Linked DNA regions of Homo sapiens: region 1 is linked to region 2. A link is a contact called in ENCODE Hi-C or POLR2A ChIA-PET data. All regions are on one chromosome and are shown on one strand. The core of a region is the stretch at or near the end of the contact, and the rest is flanking DNA. Distances in the headings are between cores, read along the strand shown.

What was found. A loop is a pair of places that touch in the nucleus more often than their neighbours do. ChIA-PET counts read pairs that join two places held with the same protein, here RNA polymerase II (POLR2A). Pooled maps may share reads with other maps.
Region 1: a map of sigmoid colon shows a loop between it and region 2 (2.0-fold over the local background). The contact joins two enhancer-like sites. A Hi-C loop is called at or near these places in 11 of 168 maps with a recorded cell type or tissue (CD4-positive, alpha-beta T cell, CD4-positive, alpha-beta memory T cell, CD8-positive, alpha-beta T cell and 7 more), 1 of 37 single-sample maps with no recorded cell type and 17 of 50 pooled maps. POLR2A ChIA-PET finds 5 or more read pairs at or near these places in 21 of 52 experiments (AG04449, BJ, CD4-positive, alpha-beta T cell and 16 more).

Annotation. Positions count from the first base shown.
Region 1 is chr16:11,627,551-11,634,262 of GRCh38, reverse strand. It overlaps a transcript of LITAF not described here. Among named protein-coding and RNA genes, the nearest start is that of SNN, 38 kb to the left of the region's middle. RefSeq lists an enhancer at 6,645-6,712. Within about 2 kb of position 1,487, at least 24 of the 41 ENCODE cell types and tissues checked have a DNase peak (open chromatin) inside an H3K27ac peak, as active enhancers do; they include sigmoid colon, where a contact is called at or near this core.
Region 2 is chr16:11,555,778-11,562,642 of GRCh38, reverse strand. LITAF (lipopolysaccharide induced TNF factor) reads left to right here. Exons shown (of 4, transcript NM_001136472.2): 2 at 5,908-6,132. The coding sequence starts at 5,913. Among named protein-coding and RNA genes, the nearest start is that of LITAF, 28 kb to the left of the region's middle. RefSeq lists enhancers at 1-470, 1,571-2,425. Within about 2 kb of position 5,127, at least 7 of the 41 ENCODE cell types and tissues checked have a DNase peak (open chromatin) inside an H3K27ac peak, as active enhancers do; they include sigmoid colon, where a contact is called at or near this core.

The sequences.
Region 1 (6,712 bases), core at 238-2,737, 75 kb before region 2:
GGAATGATGAAGAGCAGTTTGGAGGTGAAAGGCAAGATGGGGGTTGGTTAGATCAGGTCTCCTTCACTGTCACAATTTTCTGTTATAATTTTTGCAAAGATGGTCTCACCTGTGTGCATGTGTGTATAAGTGCCCATATGAGTCTCTGCACATGTGTATTCATGTCTGTGTGTCCATTTGCATGTGAGTTGTTGAGGTTCTGTATGTCCCTCTGCATGTGTCTGTGTATTGCTAAGTGGCCTTACACATGTCTGCGTGTGTGATGCCACTAATCACAGCAAACATATATGTGGCACTTCCTATGTTCCAGGGTTTGGGTGCTATCCATGCATCAATTCAGTTAATCCTCACAGCAACCCTTTCAGGTGGGTACTACTGTTACCAGAAAGGGGTCCCGATCCAGACTCCAAGAGAGGGTTCTTGGGTCTCGTGCAAGAAAGAATTCAGGGCAAGTCCGTAAAGTGAAAGCAAGTTTATTAGGAAAGAAAAGGAATAAAGAATGGCCACTCCTTAGACAGAGCAGCCCCATGTGAGGACTGCTGGTCGCCCATTTTTAAGGTTATTTCTTGACTATATGCTGAATGAGGGGTGGATTATTCATGCCTCCCCTTTTTGGACCATCTAGGGTAACTTCCTGACGTTGCCATGACATTTGTAAACTGTCATGGTGCTGGTGGGAGTGTAGCAGTGAGGAAGACCAGAGTTCGCCCTCGTCGCCGTCTTGGTTTTGGTGAGTTTTGGCCGGCGTCTTTACTGCAACCTATTTTATCAGCAAAGTATTTAGATCTGTATCTTGTGTTGACCTTTTATCTCATCCCGTGACTTAGAATGCCTAACAGTCTGGAAATGCAGCCCAGTAGGTTTCAGCCTCATTTTACCCAGCCCCTATTCAAGATGGAGTTGCTCTGGTTCAAACCCCTCTGACACTACTATTTGCAAATGAGGTGAGGGAGGCACAGAGAGGTTGAGTAACTTGCCTGAGGTTGCAGAGCTGAGATTGGAGCCCTGGCTGGCTTGCTCCAAGGCAATACTCAGGCTGGGCCACTTCCCTGTTCAGGTGGCCCTGGGCTGCCCCAGGTCCGTGTGGATGGGTGCACCCCTGGGAATATGTCTACCCATCTTGCCTCCAGCGTGATGTGTCTGGTTCCTGTGTGCACGTGTGTTGGGGGATGCACTTATGTGTATGCAGGGGTGACGGGGCTAGAGAGACCTCCTTTCCCAGGCCCCAAAGTAGGGCCTCCAAGAGGGTATCATGGGTGCAGGATCCCAGGCCGTCCTTTCCTATCTAAGACAGCAAATCTCTGGAGTGGCTGCCAGCTCAGCCCTCCCAGCCCCGGGCCTCAGAGCTGGCCTTTGTTTCCTTCACTAGGAGGCTCAGAGTGGGGTGGGCCTCTGTGGAAATTCCTGTGGAATTCCAGGCATTCGGCAGAAGAAGAAGGACGAGGAGGCGGCACACGGAAAACTCTGACCCGTGCGGGGGCTGAGGGCACCACATAGTCATGTGCATGGGGGCTGGACTCTGCGCTCAGAGCCAGCAGAGCCAGTGGCATTTGCAGAACCGAAAGAAGGGCCTGGGTGGCATCTGCCTTGGGCCTGGGGTCCAGCCATCAGTTCTTCCCCTGGCTCTGGCTCGGTGGGGCTTCCTCCAGATGGGGCCAAGGGATCCCACGTGCCAGGGAGCGCAGGCCAAAGAGCCCACAGGGGCCGGCTGGCAGTGATCTGCTCTGGGCCCGCAGAGTCAGGGGTAGCTGTTAGTTCTGAGCTGGGACCTGCGGGAGCTTCCCTGGGTTGCTTCCTCCTTTGTCAACAGGGTTTCCAGCAGACAGTGGAGCATAGTAGCCCTCTCTGTCCCTCTCCCTGTCTCTGTCCCTCTCCCTGTCTCTGTCATCTCGGTGCCTCCTTCACCTTCTCTCCAGGGTTGAGCCAGTCGTCCTCACCTTTCTCAGTCCATGTGGGGAGGGGCCAGCGGATTGCCTAATCCTGTTCCCCACGGCAGCTGTAGTTACTTGATAATGACCCCTCCCCGAAAGACACGTCCACGACGTAACTCCCAGCACTTGTGAAGGTGACCTGATTTGAAAATAGGTTCTTTGCGAGGCCGGGCGCAGTGGCTCACGCCTGTAATCCCAGCACTTTGGGAGGCCGAGGCGGGTGGATCACGAGGTCAGGAGATCAAGACCATCCTGGTTAACACGGTGAAACCCCGTCTCTACTAAAAAGACAAAAAAATTAGCCGGGCGTGGTGGCGCACACCTGTAATCCCAGCTACTCAGGAGGCTGAGGCAGGAGAATAGCTTGAAGCAGGGAGGCAGAGATTGCAGGGAGGCAGAGATTGCAGTGAGCTGAGATTGTGCTGTTGCACTCCAGCCTGTAGACAGAGCAAGACTCCGTCTCAAAAAAAAAAAAAAAGAAAAGAAAAGAAAATAGGGTCTTTGCAGATGTCATCAAGTTAAGAATCTCGAGATGAGATCATCCTGGATTTAGGGTGGGTTCTAAACCCAATGACGGGTGTCTGTGTAAGCAAGACATGGAGCTTGAAGCCACAGACACCGGAGAGAAGGCGTCCGTGTGGTGACTGGGCACCATGGCTCACGCCTGTAATCCCAGCACTTTGGGAGGTTGAGGAGGGTGAATCCTTTGAGCCCAGGAATTCGCGACCAGACTGGGCAACGTAGTGAAACCCTGTCTCTACCAAAAATATGAAAAACTTAGCCAGCTGTGTGGCATGTGCCTGTAGTCCTGGCTACTTAGAAGGCTGAGGATCACCTAAGCTCGGGAGGTTGTGGCTGTAGTGAGCTATGTTCACGCCACTGCACTCCAGCCTGGGCAACAGAGTGAGACCCTGTCTCAACAACAACAACAAAAAGCCATGTGCAGAGTGTTGCAGCCCCCAGCCCCGGGATGCCTGGAGCCACCAGAAGCTGAAAGAAGCAAGAGAGGACCCTCCCTAGATCCTCCAGGGGGAGGTGGTCCTGATGACATTTTGATTTCAAGCTTTTAGACTCTAGAACAGAGAATACATTGCTGTTTTAAGCGCCTCAGTTTGTGGTGATGTGATAATTGCAGCCACAGGACACCGATAGCTCACTTGTAAGCAGCTTCTCCTGCAGTGCACTTACCCCATGGCGACCTGGTTATTTATTTTCTGCAGCCCTGAGTCCAAATCCCAAGTCCACCACACGCTATGGGCAGGTGACTTTAACCTTGTTAAGCCTCGGTTTCTGCAAATGTAAACAGGGAAAATAATATCAAAAATAAGCAGACAGTGCTTAGATGAGTTGGGTGCAAACAGAAATGACTGCTGTTATCGTGGCTACTGCTATGCATGGGAGGCTACCTCTTGTCCATGCATCAAAGGTAATGGCAGGCCGGGCACCGTGGCCCATGCCTGTGATCTTAGCACTTTGGGAGGCTGAGGCGGGAGGATCATTTTGAGGCCAGGAGTTCAAGACCAGCCTGGCCAACATAGTGAGACCACCCCGACCCCTGTCTCTAGAAAAAAAATAAAATAAAAACATTATCTGGACGTGGTGGTGGGTGCCTGTAGTCCCAGCTATCTAGGAAGCTGAGGTGGGAGGATTGTTTGAGCCCAGGAGTTTGAGGCTGCAGTGAGCTTTGATCTCACCACTGCACTCCAGCCTAGGTGACAGAATGAGACCCTGTCTCACCACCAAAAAAAAAAAAAAAAAAAAGTTGGCCAGGGGCAGGTAGGGGAAGGCACTGCCGCCAGAGAGACCTGAAGCTGTGGAGCAACAGGGACTCCTGTGTGCCTGGAGCAGGCGGGGCACAGGAGGAGGGTTGTGTGGTTTGCAATGAGGCCCAAGAGGTGTCCCCGCCAGAGCAGGGCCTGCGGGAGGCTGGGATTTGTCATCAGGGCTTTAGGACATCATTGGCGAGTTTAAAGCAGTTTCAAAGTAGCACTGTGGCCAAGGCCAGACTGCGGGCACCTCCTGCCAAGTTGCTCCTCAGAGAGGACCCAGCTTTGTGCCCCAAACCAATCGATCAGTCATGCCAGCTGGGGGTACTTTTCCATCCATAGGGGCTGAGGCTAGGAGGGGAAGTTGGGGAAGCCAGGACTCCCAAACACAGAGGTTTGGAGCCCCCCCAACGCCAGGGGTCTGGTTCCTATCTGGACTCCCATGACCTCCGTTCTTCCGGGGTCCTGTGTGCCCGCCTTGCACTTGATGAGAAGGAGCAAAACCTGACCCAGATAGAAGTGCGCTGAGCACCTGTGGGTGCTGGAATGAGTCCAGGAAGGCACCCGAACTCCTTCTCTTCCCTCCCCAACACCTGGCGACTGATGTTAAATCTCCCACCGTAGCAGCCAGGCCTGTGACACTTGGAGATGTTTGCAGAGCCATGATTTGTTGAGCACTTGCCATGCGCCAGGCTGTGGGGGGAAGAGCGCCTACCACATGGCCTTGTTAATCCGTACCGCACTCCATGAGCTGCGCGCCCCTGGAGCTCCACGCTGGAGACTTGAGTCAACCCAGAATCATGATTCGAAACTGGCTGCCTCTGCCTCCGAAGCCCTGGGCCCTCAAGCACTGAGCTCAGCAGTGTCTGTTTAATTCTTCCCACCCCAGCTGCAACCAGTCCATGAGCTCCTTCCCCAAAAGCAGGTGTGCAGCCAAGAAGAGGAAGGAAGGAGCCGGCTGCTTCGAGTGTGGCCGCTGACTGCTCACAGCTGTGTTTCCCACCCCTCACCCACCCTTCTTGGCAGCCCAGAGGGACCCCAGAAGGACCGACTGGCCGAGGACAGGTCCTCAGCAGGGCCCCCTTGCCTCCTGGTGGGACTGACTCAGAAAACTCTTACTTCAGGCCTGCCTTGGGATCAGGCCTCCAGCTGGGACCTGTCTGCTGTTCTTCCTCCTGCACCTTGTCTCCTTACTCCCCTCTTCTGAGAACCCTCACTTCTAGAAAACCACATGCACCCACATCTCCATCACAGGCTCTGCTTCTACGGAACCTCAACTAGGATGAGGTCATGTCTGACTTCCCGGCTGAGTGCCTTCCCCAAAGTCCTCGGTGTCCTGCGGACAGAGGCTCCTTCCCTGCGCTCAGCCTTCTGAGCCTTCCTCATCTGATGCCTGTTAGGCTCCCTTTGCTGCTGAGGTCCTGGGTGCCATCCCAGCACTTGGTAAGAGGGGGCAAGCCTGAGTGCCGTGGCTTATGCCTGTAATCCCAGCACTTCGGAAGGGCGAGGCGGGAGGATTACTTGAGGCCAGGAGTTCAAGGCCAGCCTGGGCAACATAGTGAGATGCCAGTCTCTAAAAAAACTAAAATAGGCTGGGAGCAATGGCTCACGCCTATAATCCCAGCACTTTGGGAGGCCAAGGCGGGCAGATCACTTGAGGTCAGGAGTTCGAGACCAGCCTGGCCAATATGGCGAAACTCCATCTCTACTAAAATACAAAAATTAGCTGGGCATGGTGGTGTGCGCCTGAAATCCCAGCTACTAGGAATGCTGAGGCAGGAGGATCACTGGAACCCGGGAGATGGAGGTTGCAGTGAGCTGAGAACACGCCACTGTACTCCAGCCTGGATGACAGAGCAAGACTCAGTTTCAAAAAAAAAAAGAAAAGAAAAAATATTAGCCAGCCGTGGTGGCACACACCTGTAATCCCAGCTACTTGGAGGCTAAGGCGGGAAGATCCCTTGACCCTAGGAGTTTGAGGCTGAAGTGAGCTATGATCGTGCCACTGCACTCCAGCCCGGGCAACAGAGCAAGATCTTGACTAAAAGAAACAAAAAAATAAAAAAATAGAAAGGGTCAAGACCAACTTTGTTTTTTCCCTTTCATTGGATACTTTCGGTAAAAGCAAGATCTCCGGATGTCTCCTTGTGCTCTGAGAGCATCTACTGGGTGTTGATCTGGGTTGGGCGTTCTGCAAAGCGTTTACTTGGAACTCTAGAAAGAGTTCCCAGGACTCTTAGCTGGAAGAGAAAGGAGAGGAGACACGCAAACATGGAAAATCTGGGGCGGCCCCAAGTTTAGCGAGTTATCTGGGGCCACACCAACCTCAGGGCTGGTTGGGGCTGGGATGAGTCATGGCTGTTGGGCAGGATTACCTGCTTGAGAAACGAACCAGGTCTTATTTGGGTATTGATTCATTACCACAGAATGGGAAATATTTTTCCCTTCCTGTGAATCTTTCAAGGAGCAAATGTGTCTTTGTGTTCTGCAGGACTGTGCTTGTCTTGGGCCAATGGAGAATTACAGGCCTTGTTTTTTTTTTTTTTTTTTTTTTTTGACAGAGTCTCACTCTGTCGCTCAGGCTGGAGTGCAGTGACGCAATCTCACTGCAACCTCCGCCTCCTGGGTTCAAATGATTTTCCTGCCTCGGCCTCCCGAGTAGCTGGGACTACAGATGTGTGGTACCACGCCCGGCTAATTTTTGTATTTTTATTTATTTTTTGATATTGAGTCTTGCTCTGTTACCCAGGCTGGAGCACAGTGGCACAATCTCGGCTCACTGCAACCTCTGCCTCCCGGATGCAAGCCATTCTCCTGCGTCAGCCTCCAGAGTAGCTGGGGCTACAGGCGTGCACCACCACACCTGGCTAATTTTTGTATTTTTAGTAGAGATGGGGTTTTGCCATGTCGGCCAGGCTGGTCTCGAACTGCTGACCTCAGGTGATCTGCCCACCTCGGCCTTCCAAAATGCTGGGATTACAGGCGTGAGCCGCCACTCCCAGGCCTTGTATTTTT
Region 2 (6,865 bases), core at 3,878-6,377:
TTACAGACGTGATCCAACATGCCTGGGCAAGAATACCTTTCGTTGAGCAAATTGTTGAGAGGTAGAATGAGGAAAACTTTTGGCTAAAAGGGACCCCAAGATATCCCAAGTGGCATATTTATAGATGTGAAAGTGATTCCACAGCTGGGCATGTCAGATCAAAATTCTCCATGGATCAGGAATGCCTCCTTTTCCTTTTCTGTCACCACCGGTCACATTTGGCTACTTAATTTCTGGGCTCCAGTGCAGCATGGAAACGCGAGGCCCTTTGTTCAAAAAGTGTTCGAATTTCTTTTCTTCCTTCTTTTTTTTTTTTTTTTTTTTTTTTTGAGACGGAGTCTCGCTCAGTCACCCAGGCTGGAGTGCAGTGACACGATCTCGGCTCACTGCAGCCTCCATCTCCCAGGTTCACAGTGTGGAGAGGCAGGGCACGGTGGCTCATGCCTGTAATCCCAGCACTTTGAGAGGCTGAGGCAGGAGGATCACTTGAGCCCAGGAGTTTATGACCATCCTGGGCAGCTTAGCAAGACCCTGTCTCTAAGTAAAATTAAAAAGTTATAGCCAGGTATGGTGACACACACCTGTAGTCCCACCTACTCCAGAGGCTGAGACAGGAGGATTGTTTGAGTCTACGAGTTTCAGGCTGTGGCGAGCTATGATCATGCCACTGTACTCCAGCCTGGGCAATAGAGTGAGACCCTGTTTCTCTCTTTCTTTCTCCCTTTCCCTCTTTTTTAAAAAAAAGACATTGTGGAGAGTGTGTGTGTGAGTTTAGGGTGAGGGGGACTAATTGCTGTTCTAAGAGTTTCGTAGTTGGGGGGGTGATAAGGAGGGGATGGGGGGTGATGAGGAGAGGGATGGTTGGTGGGTGGGCCTCTTATCCCAGGAGATAAGCCAAATTGAAATGAAGGCGCAAAACAAGGGAAACAAAATGGGACTAACCGTGGTGGCATTTCCTGGCCTTGGGGCCTGAGGGAGGGAAGACTGTGGAATTTATTTAGAAAACTTCCAAACCAGCGGTTATGAGTCTTTTTTACTATTCTGGCCTGTTGCTCTTGTTCTTTTCAGAATTATAAATGTGTTTGTGTGGCTGTTTGATCTCAAAGCAATGCTCAGAAGATGCAGTGTCTCGAAATCCCAGAAGATAAGATGTTACCACATGAAAGATGGTCTCAATAAAGGGGGAGAGGCGGTGGCCGAGGCCTTAATTTCCAAAACGAGAAACTGGGGCCCACCCATCTTTTAAAGGTCGTCAAAAGAAAGCTCCCATCCTCCCATCCCCCACACCTGTGTGTTGACTCTGTAAAGATGCAGTTTCCTCACTTTGGGAGGAGAGGCCGTGGTTTTTGCAGGAATTGCGCCGCTGCCGAATTCAGCCATTGCCTCTTGGAGGTTTAGGATGCCCCAGGCCTTGTTTTCCCTCAAAGCATTCCATTGGCAATCACGACCAACCATGCTCCTTGAGGATTTCTGTACACACTGGCTTTTCCTGGTCTTGTAAGTTTTTATACGAGTCAGTTTTCACCATAAATCATGGAGGTGGGTCTGGGGCTGTGACGGCGAGTCCTCGACGTTCAACCCGGATGTAGGTCACTCCAGACCCCCAGGGTGCCCTGTCGTTCCCTTTGCTGGAAGTTTCAACAAAGCCAGAAGCAGATGTCAGGGGTTCCCGGGGTCATCTGGGAGGGATGTCCGCTGAGTTTAGGGGCAAGCTGGGACTGCTGCATTTCTGTTCCTGTACGTCAGAGGAAACTAGCAACACGCCTCAAACCACTTTACACCATGTCTCAGTGTTAAACCAGAGCCTGTTTTCACAAACACCTCCTGCGATCTCATTACAGCCCCACCCTGCCCTCCTGCTTCTGTGGCCTTCTCTACTTTGCTTCTTGCTCCTCTTAAAGACCTTCTGTCTCATCTGTCTTTTCTGGGGTTGGGCCTTTCCCCTTCTCTATAACCTTCTGTGACTCCCACGGCTCACAGCTTTGCTGTATATTAGGAGCAGAAAGCAAGCTTCATTACATCATTTAAAATTTTTTAGTAGCTACATTTTTTTTTTTTTTGAGATGGAATCTCGCTCTGTGGCCCAGGCTGGAGTGCAGTGGTGTGATCTCAGCTCGCTGCAACCTCTGCCTCCCAGGTTAAGTGCTGGGATTACAGGCGCACGCCACCAGACCTGGCTAATTTCTGTATTTTTAGTAGAGATGGGGTTTCACCATGTTGGCCAGGCTGGTCTCGAACTCCTTACCTCAAATGATCCACCCATCTCAGCCTCCCAAAGTGCTGGGATTACAGGCATGAGCCACCGTGCCTGGCCGCCACATTTAATGTATTTATTTATTGATTTTTGAGACAGAGTCTCACTCTGTTGCCCAGGCTAGAGTGCAATGGCGCAATCTCAGCTCCCTGCAACCTCCACCTCCCGTGTTCAAGTGATTATCCTGCCTCAGCCTCCTGAGTAGCTGGGATTACAGGCGCCCAATATCACACCTGGCTAATTTTTGTATTTTTAGTAGAGACGGGGTTTCACCATGTTGGCCAGGCTGGTCTCAAACTCCTGACCTCAGGCGATCCGTCTGCCTTGGCCTCCCAAAGTACTGGGATTATAGTCGTGAGCCACTGTGTCTGGCCTCTTTTTTATTTATTTTGTTTTTATTTATTTATTTTTGAGACAGTCTCGCCCAGGCTGGAGTGCAGTGGCGCAGTCACGGCTCACTTGAACTCCTGGGTTTAAGTGATTCTCCCACCTCAGCCTCCCAAGTAGCTGGGACCACAGGGGTGCACCACCATGTCTGGCTAATTTTTAATTTTTTTGTAGAGACAGTGTCTCCCTATGTTGCTCAGGCTGATCTAGAATGCCTGGGCTCAAGCCATCCTCCTGCCTCAGCCTCCCAAAGTGCTGGGATGACAGGTGTAAGCCACCATGCCCGGCCTAGTAGCCACATTTTGAAAGGTACAAAGAAACAGGTGAAATTAACAATACATTTTACTTAACTTCATATATCTAAGCTGTGGTCATTTTAATATATCAATATAAGAAATTATTAATGAGATATTTTACATTCATTTTTTCCTACTAAGTTTTGAAACCCAGGGTGTATTTTTACATTGACATTCTATCCCAAATTGAATGCTAAATTTTTATCAAAAAACATTTTGATCTATATTCAGTGTTCATCAAATTTACCATTGAAAAAATGATTCATATATTCAAGTTGTCCCAGACTTACATAAAAGCTTCCCAATAATTGAATTGTTAGTTTTCACATTTAAATTGCTTAAACTTAAATACAAGTAAAAATTCATTGGCAAGTAAAAAGATGAAAAAGAAGCTAAAACAAAAAAAATTCAGTTCTTCACTCACACTAGCTCATTTCTTTTTTTCTTTTAGACATAGAGTGTCGCTCTGTCACCCAGGCTAGAGTGCAGTGGCATGATCATGGCTCACTGTAGCCTCCACCTGCTAGGCTCAAGTGATCCTCCTACCTCAGCCTCCTGGGTAGCTGGGACCAGAAGTGTGCAACACCATGCCTGGCTAATTTTTTTAATTTTTAAAATTTTGTAGAGAGAGGGTATCACTATGTTGTCTAGGCTGGTCTTGAACTCCTGGGCTCAAGTAATCCCACTGCCTCGACCTCCCAAAGTGCTGGGATTGCAGTCATGAGCCCCCGTGCCCGGCCACAAGCCACATTTTAGACGCCCAATAACCTTACGTGACTGGTGGCTGCTATATTGGGCAGCAGATACAGAGCATTTCCATCCTCACAGAAGATTCTGTTGGACAGCACTCTGATAGAAAGAAGTCTTGAACACGTGTTCTCCAAGGGACTTTCAAAGTTTTCTAGAATGCAGCCCCAACCTATCTTTACTTACTGACTTTCTTTTTATCACGTTCACTCCCCCGCCTCTATTCCACTTTGTTTCGTTTGTTTGTTTTTGAGACAGAGTCTCGCTCTGTTTCCCAGGCTGGAGTGCAGTGGAGTGATCATGGCTCACTGCAGCCTCAACCTCCTAGGATTAAGCAATCCTCCTGCCTCAGCCTCCTAAGTAGCTGGGATTACAGGTGTGTGCCACTACACCTGGCTACTTTTTTTATTCGTTGTAGAGACAGGGTCTCACTATGTTGCCCAGGCTGGTGGTGAATTCCTGGGCTCAAGTGATCCTCCTGCCTCAACCTCCCAAAGTACTGGGATTACAGGCATGAGCCACTGCACCCAGCCCTTTTGTTTTGTTTTGTTTTAGAGATGGGGGTCTCACCATGTTGCCCAGGTTAGTCTTGAGATCCTGGGCTCAGGCTATCCTGCCACCTCGGCTCCACAGAGTGCTGGGATTACAGGTGAGCCACCGCACCTGGTCTCTGTTTCCACTTTGAGGTGAATACCCTTTCTTCGGTTCCTCCAGAGAAGTCTCCTCTTTGGGGCTTGGTTTAGAGGCAGGGCTTCTGAGAAGGACTCTACCCTTCTCCCTGCAGTGGGATTAATTGCTGCCTTGGCTTCCCACGAGTTCTAGAAAATGAGGCAGACAGTGTCGGGAGAGGGGAGTGGTGGTTGTGGCTCGCTGCCCCGGAGCCTCATTTCCCATTTCTCCCGAGACAGGTTTGAATGGCTCTTCTAAGGCAGCCTGAACCCTGCCCAGTTAGAAAAACAGCCACACAAAGAACAGCACTGTGTCTGCTTCCAGCTGCCCCATGGCTGCTGGATCATGGAACATCAGACAGGAGCACACTCTGGGTGCAGGGTGTAATTCTAGGCGAGCAGCAGCTCTGCCAGGGCTGGAGGGAAATCCTTTCTTTGCCCTCACAAAAGAAAATGTGTGCCTGGCTGCTCTGGTGCTCATTTTTCAAAATGAGAACTGGAGTCTATGTGTATTTCCTTCTTAAAAAGCTATAACACAGAGGCTGGGCGCGGTGGCTCATGCCTTTAATCCCAGCACATTGGGAAGCCAAGGCGGGAGGTTCACTTGCCCCCAGGAGTACAAGACCAGCCTAGATAGCAAAGTGAGACCCCCATCTCTACAAAAAATGAAAACATTAGCCGGGCGGGGGGGCACATGCCTGTAGTCCCAGCTACCTGGGAGGCTGAGGCAGGAAGATCACCTGAGCCTGGGTGGTGGAGGCTGCAGTGAGCTGAGATCACACCACTGCACTGTAGCCTGGGTGACAGATCTTGTCTCAAAAAAATAAAACAAAACAAAAAACAAAACTATAACACACATACAAAAAAGTATATACATTTTAATTGTACAACTGAGATTTTTACAGACTGAACATACCTCTGTAACCAGCCCCCAGGTGAAGAAAGAGAACAGGACCCGCCCCCCGCAAAGGCCCCCTCATACCCCTTTCCAGATTCTTCTTCCTCTTCCAAGAGTAACCGCTCCATGGATTCATTTTGCCTATTTCTGACCTTTATTTAAATAGCATCATACAGTGTGCATTTTGTGGCATCTGGCCCCTTTGCTATTTGTGATAATTTGTGGTTGGTTTTTGAATGCCTTTATCTTTTCCGTTACCTGAAACAGTTAGTGAAAACCACAGTGGTTTAAAAACCAAAAAAACCACAAAAAAACAAACAAAAAAAAACAACGAAGAAGAAACACCAGATATGGAAGGTACGTAGGTCATTGTCTGGTAATGGTTTAAGATGTGAAGAAGAAATGACCCTTATTTGGTTGATGTTTCCACTTTGGATTTTCCAGGTTTTGGTGATTTTGGGTAGTAATTATTTACTTTTTGATTAATTCTGGGGTCTTGAAGGGACATTAACCCTCTTCCTAGCTTTTGGACAAAGCTGGATGGAAGTCATTTTCTCAGAATTTCTGTTTGCCAGAAAGAAAATTGAAGACTTAGGTGAAAAAGAGAGGGAGAGATCAACTGAATTTCTTATCTGGTATGTTCTGTTTCTGTTTTAGGTAAAATGTCGGTTCCAGGACCTTACCAGGCGGCCACTGGGCCTTCCTCAGCACCATCCGCACCTCCATCCTATGAAGAGACAGTGGCTGTTAACAGTTATTACCCCACACCTCCAGCTCCCATGCCTGGGCCAACTACGGGGCTTGTGACGGGGCCTGATGGGAAGGGCATGAATCCTCCTTCGTATTATACCCAGCCAGCGCCCATCCCCAATAACAATCCAAGTACGTGTGGCCTCCCAGGCCCCCCTTACCATTCCTTGGCCCTCCACCCTGGGAATCAGGAGAGTGACCGAAGTGACTCTGCCAAAGAGTCTAAGTGAAGTGCCAGTACGTTCCAGTTTTACCCCCTTACCTTGAAATTCCACACGCAGTCTTTTAGATTCCATGTTGGTGAGGCTCACAGCTTTTCCGTAATAAAGTATGGTTTAGGATCTTTCCCATGGTCATCATATACGAATCTTTTGGCACATCTCTTGGAGGCACAACCAACTTTCTTCTGAGAATGGGAGTTTGTGTCTTAAGGGCCCGCACACTTCCTCCTGAGGTCTGATGCAGAACTTCTGCCCTGAGGCCAGGGCCGAGGTAGGAATAGGGAGGAGAAGAAACCGTCCTGAGCAATGTGTGATTGTGTTTTCATACCAGCTCACCCTCAATGCAAGTTGCTCTTCTGCTTTTGAGCAACTAGATGGTCCCTGTCCTTTGGTGCTTCCTTCCGCCCAAGGGTGCCCTGGTATGTCACTGCTTTAGTATCACAGGTAGTTCTGAAAGAAATCTTTAGCTCAGAGAGGGGGCCCGTGAATCAGACTGCCTGGGTTCACATAACCTCCTTGTGCCTCAGCTTCCCCATTTGTAAAATAGGTTTCATCAAGTACCTATTTATAAATATCAGTGAGTTGTTAACATGAGAGGAAGTTGTGTGTGCCAAATACAGAGTACTCGTTTGATAAAAGTGAAC